Regions from separate parts of the Homo sapiens genome. Here region 2 is linked to region 1. The links are chromatin loops, found by intact Hi-C in ENCODE. Cell type or tissue: HepG2. All regions are shown on one strand. Links, peaks and the distances in the headings refer to the core of each region. The heading gives the core; the rest is flanking DNA. Region 1 has its middle 96 kb from the start of LINC02404. Region 2 has its middle 18 kb from the start of LINC02404.

The links. Peaks named below come from ENCODE experiments on the same cell type or tissue, not always from the same donor. Only the 100,000 strongest peaks of a DNase experiment are listed, where the experiment ranks them.
Region 2: a loop joins it to region 1, with 33 times the contacts of the local background. A loop is called at or near these places in 3 of 110 quality-filtered maps.

The regions. Positions count from the first base shown.
Region 1 is chr12:91,969,729-91,972,647 of GRCh38, forward strand. No RefSeq gene overlaps it. Among named protein-coding and RNA genes, the nearest start is that of LINC02404, 96 kb to the left of the region's middle. In HepG2, for the core only: no CTCF peak of the experiment used is centred there; no DNase peak of the experiment used is centred there.
Region 2 is chr12:91,892,167-91,895,085 of GRCh38, forward strand. No RefSeq gene overlaps it. Among named protein-coding and RNA genes, the nearest start is that of LINC02404, 18 kb to the left of the region's middle. In HepG2, for the core only: no CTCF peak of the experiment used is centred there; no DNase peak of the experiment used is centred there.

The DNA of each region.
Region 1 (2,919 bases), core at 278-2,777:
TGGCTAACAGTTCTTCAGGCTGTACAGGAAGCATAGTGGCATCAGTTTCTGAGGAGGCCTCAGGAAACTTACAATCATGGCGGAAGGTGAAGGGGAAGCAGGCACGTCTTACGAGGCCAGAGCAGGAGCAAGAGAAAGAGGGGACAGTTGCTACACACTTTTAAACAGCCAGATCTCCCGAGAATTCACTATTGCAATGACAGCACTAAGGGGAATGGTGTTAAGCCATGAGAAACCACCCCCATGATCCAATCACCTCCCACGAGGCCCCACCTCCAACAATGGTGATTACAATTAAACATGAGATATGGGCAGGAATACAGATCCAAATCATGTCATTCTGTCCCTGGCCCCTCCAAAATCTCATGTTCTTCTCACATTGCAAAATACAATCATGCCTTCCCAGTAATCCCCCAAAGTCTGAACTCATTTCAGCATTAACTCACAAGCCCAAAGTCCAAAATCCAAAGTCTCATCTGAAACAAGGCTAGTTCCTTCCACCTATGAGCCTGTAAATATAGAAAAACAAGTTAGTTACTTCCAAGATACAATGAGGGCACAGGCATTGGGTAAATATTCCCATTCCAAAAGAGACGAATCATCCAAAAGAAAGTAGCTACAGGCACCATGCAAGTCTGAAACCCAGTAGGGGAGTCATTAAATCTCAAAGCTCAAAAATAGTCTCCTTTGACTCCATGTCTCACGTCCACAGCACTCTGAGGCAAGGCCTTGGGCAGCTCCACCCTGGTGGCTTTGTAGGGGTCCCTTCCCATGGCTGCTCTCATAGGCTGGTGTTGAGTGTCTGCAGCTTTTCCAGGCACAGAGTGCAAGCTGCCACTGGATCTACCATTCTATGATCTGGAGGATGGTAGCCCTTTTCTCACAGCTCCACTAAGCAGTGCCCCAGTGGGAACTCTATGTGGCTCCAACCCCACATTTCCTCTTTACACTACCTTAGTAGAGGTCCTCCATGAGGGCTCTGCCCCTGCAGCAGGCTTCTGCCTGGACATCCATGCTCTTCCATACATCCTCCAAAATCTAGGCAGAGGTTCCCAAGCCTCAACTCTTGTACTGTGCACATCCACAGGCTTAACACCATGTAGAAGCTGCCTAGACTTAGGGCTTGCACCCTCTGAAGCAGTGGCCTGTGCTTTACCTGGGTTCCTTTTAGCCACAACTGGAGCTGGAGTGACTAGGATGCAGGGACCAGTGTTCAGGGCATCAGGACCCTGGGCCTAGCTCATGAAACCATTCTTCTCTCCTAGGCCTCTGGACCTGTGATGGGAGGGGTTGCCATGAAGTTCTCTGAAATGCCTCCAAAGATTTCTTCCCATTGTCTTGGCCATCAGCACTTGGCTCCTTTTTACTTATGCAAATTTTTGCCACCTGCTTTAATTTCACCCCTGAATGAGCTTTTCTTTACTACCACATGGCCAGGCTGCAAGTTTTTCAACCTTTTATGCTCTGCTTCCCTTTTAAACGTAACTTGCAGTTTTAGGTTATTTTTTTGCTCACGTATATGAGTGTAGGCAGTTAAAAACAGCCAGATCACATCTTGAATGGTTTTCTGTTTAGAATTTTCTTCCACTAGATACTCTAAATCATCATTCTCAAGTTCAAACTTCCACAAATCTGTAGGGCATGGGCATAATGCCACCAAGTTCTTCACTAAAGCATAATAAAAGAGCCCTTTTCTCCAGTACCGAATGTTCCTCATTTCCATCTGAGACTTCCTCAGCCTGGACTTCATTGTCCATATTACTATAATTTTGGTCACAACCATTCAACAAGTCTCTAAGAAGTTCCAAATTTTCTCGCATCTTTCTGTCTTCTTCTGAGACCTCCGAACTCTTCCAACCTCTGCCCATTACCCAGTTCCAAAGTCACTTCCACATTTTCAGTGCCCCACCACTTGGTACCAATCTTCTGTATTAGTCCATTCTCACACTGCTATGAAGAACTATCTGAGACTGAGTAATTTAAAAAGAAAAGGGATTTAATTGGCTCACAGTTCTGCAGGCTATATAGAAAGCATAGTGGCATCAGCTTCCGGGGATGCCGCAGGGAACTTACAATCATGCCAAAAGGTAAAGGGGGCGTGAGGCATGTCTTACATGGCCGGAGCAGGAGCAAGAGAGCAGGGGAGGAGGTGCTACATACTCTTAAACAACCAGATCTCACGAGAGCTCACTATTGTGACAACATAATCAAGAGGAATGGTGTTAAACCATGAGAAACCACCCCCATGATCCAATCATCTCCTACCAGGCTCCACCTCCAACATTGAAGATTACTAATTGAACATGAGATTTGGACAGGGACACAGATCCTAACCATATTAGTGAGGACTCTTCTAAAAGGCTGAAAAAGCTCTTTCTCAATTCTGTCTCTATATACCTCCAAGTAGCTTCTTGCGACTGATCGCATTCACTTTGGATAATCTGCACCTGAGCTCTGCTTTTATTAGTACAGGCGGTGAAAGTCAATTGTATTAACAAATATTCCAAGGAAAAAATAACTGAGAGAGAATTCAGTGAGGAACCTGGTTTTTCTGTGAGAGAATTTTGAGTGTTTAGTCAATTCAGCCCATTAGCCTGAACTAAATATTAAATAAAGAGATTGCAGTTTATCTGATGACTGCTGGACCACAAAAGCACTGAGTGGAAATCCAAATTCAATTTTAGACAAACCTGGAGATAAGGTATTGCACAGTTTCCTGAAGTTAATAGAATGTCACGTATAACTGCCCCACACGTGGGCCAACCAGTAGTGACCACTGTGCTTCTCATACCTGTGGATAAAGGTCTAATAGAAGTTGCTGCTGAATCTACATTAATCAATATATAAAGTTATTAATACCCAGAAAAATTAGAGGAAATAGAAATATTATAAAGAGTTATCTAAGTTCAACAATATTGC
Region 2 (2,919 bases), core at 94-2,593, 78 kb before region 1:
AATAAACATGGGCTATTTATATGGCTTCTGTTGATGTGGGAAGAAACACTAATCTCCCTGGGACTATCAGACAACCCTAAGATCATTTCAGTGACACACTGTTTTATTAACAGCTCTGTGTGATAGGGAGAGGGCTGAAGAGTGCATCTGTAGTTTCTGGGGATTTGTGGACAGGGAGATCTAATGGGAGGACTTAGCATTTGGAGATAGGGTAGTTGGGGGAAGGATAAGGAAAAGAGATCCCTCCCATGAGAGAAGCCCATGCAAGAAGCCAGCAGGGCCCAGGAAGCACCCAGGAAATATGTCCCATCAGCTCCTCCTCGGGATTTTCTTTAAGGAACCAGATGGCTGCCTTGGCTGGGAGAGTGAAAATAGAGGAAAAGATGAAAAACCTCAGGAGAAATAACTGAATATTGTTCTTACCAAGCCATCTACTGCAGATGGCCAGGCATTCCTGAACTGTGAAAGTAGGTTAATCTGAAGAGGCAGTGGTTTAGGGGGCCAGGACACACTCGGCCAGAATCCTCCATCTGCTACTTCCCAAACCTTTCTAGCTTTGGTCGCATTTAACCTTTATGAGCCTCAATGCCAAACTGTACTCATTCTGCTGAAGGCTAACCATGTGACAACCAGGGTGCTTGGGTTGGGTAACAAAGATGATTACATAAAATAACAAAGAACTCACACAAATACATAATTATCACATAATTCTGTGAATGCAGTGATCGACATACACACAAGGAAAGTATACGCCTGGTCGGGGTTGGGGACGTGGGGCTTGCAAAGCAGGAAAAGACTCTGGTGGAGAAAGTGATACCTGGGCTCAATCATTAAGGATGAGGAGCAGTTGAGAAAGGAATAAATAGTTAATGGAGAAAAGAAAGGAAAAATAAAAAAAATGGAGAAAAACATACACATGTCTATATCTATAGATATCTATATCTATGCCTATAGAAAAAGATATATGTATCTATATAGATATCTGTATCTTTACCTATAGAAAAACATATACATATCTATATCTATAGATATCTATATCTATACCTATAGAAAAAGATATACATATCTATATAGATATCTATATCTTTACCTATAGAAAAACATACAGATATCTATATCTAATACCTACAGAAAAACATATACATATCTGTATCTATAGATATAGATATATATACACAGATTTATATTTTAAAAAAAAACAGATCCTTTCTCAGTATAAAAGGAGAAAGACGTATGTAAATCAGGAAATGCCTAAACAGGTAGAGTTAAAAGGGTTAGAGAAAAGTTATTGATTGAAAAGGAAAGAAAAATAAGAAGAATGGCTAGAGACCACTCCAAATAAATCCTTTTCCATGAAGAATATCCTTTCTTTCTTTATGTGCTGTTGTTGCCTTTGCCGTTTATGTGTATTTGCACAGACAATTTAGCAGCAGTGTTCATACAAACTTTCTCTCCTTTGTGGTCAAACAGGTTGCATCAGTGAGATAACAGACATACTTGGCAAGTAAACTTCCTCAGGGACCAGAGCCTCAGGGATCACAGCAGCAACCAACACTCCCCAACATCGGTGTCTTTCAGTGGCTTGCCTATTGGATGACCTTCTGCCAGAGCTGGAAACCCTTCTCCCATTGCTTTGACATTGAAAACTGGATAGGGTTTGGCTTCTGTCTAGCGCAGTTAATCCATATTATTGAGAAACAAGCTGTTACTGAATTTAAACACTAATCGAAACCTACACACCCATCACCCACCACTTTCTGATCCTAGATGTCTCATGAGGCTCCAGTTGTTGATGTCTAGGCATCTTTTCTTTGGAACCCCAGTGTCCCAGGGTGCTATTTAGAGAAGAACAACCTACTGTGTAGCCCCTAGAGAGGCTACCTTGTGAGTCATGAGCCCATTCACCTTAGGAACTGTCTTTCCAGAAGCATGAACCAGAGAAGGTGCTCTCATGGAGAGCTGCACTTGTTTTATTAACAACAAAAAAACTGAGATGAGGATGGTTAATGGGTAAAAAAAAAAAAAGAAACAGAATAAATGTGAGCTACTATTTGATAGCACAATAGGGTGATTCTAGCCAATAATAACTTAATTGTAAATTTTAAAATAACTTAAAGAGTGTAATTGGATTGTTTGTAACTCAAGGGATAAATGCTTGAGGGGATGGATGCCCCGTTCTCCATGATGTGCTTATCTCACATTGCATGCCTGTAACAAAGCATCTCATGTACCCCATAAATATATACACCAACTAAGTACCCACAAAATTAAAAAAAATTTAACACTGAAAAACATTAATTTGTTTTAGTGACACCATTCACTATTGGCATCTTAGACGCTTCAACAACAGTTAAGTTAAGGTTCCCTAAGGCTGTTACCAGGTTTGTGGATTAAAAAGAAGATATTCGGCCAGGTGTGGTGGCTTACGCCTGTGATCCCAGCACTTTGGGAGGCCAAGGGGAGTGGATAACGAGGTCGGGAGTTTGAGACCAGCCTGGCCAGCATGGTGAAACCCTGTCTCTACTAAAAATACAAAAAACTAGCCGGGCATGGTGGTGCACACCTGTAATCCCAGCTACTTGGGAGGCTGAGGCAGGAGAATTGCTTGAACCCAGGAGGCAGAGGTTGCAGTGAGCTGAGACAGCATGACTGCACTACAGCCTGGGTGACAGAGCGAGACTCCATCTCAAAAAGGAAAAAAAAAAAAGGAAGATATTCATATTCTCCATGGGATGGTTGGTGGTTAAAGAGTTGTAGAGAGAGAAGGCCTATATTTGTCATCACAACTCTTTTCTCTCCACTCCACCACCACTGCCACTCAGAAAAAGTTGGGACAGATCAACATTATATACACATTTTGGGGGGCAGGGGTGTGGGACATGGACCTGTAGGAGATGTCAGCAGACTTTTACCTTTGGG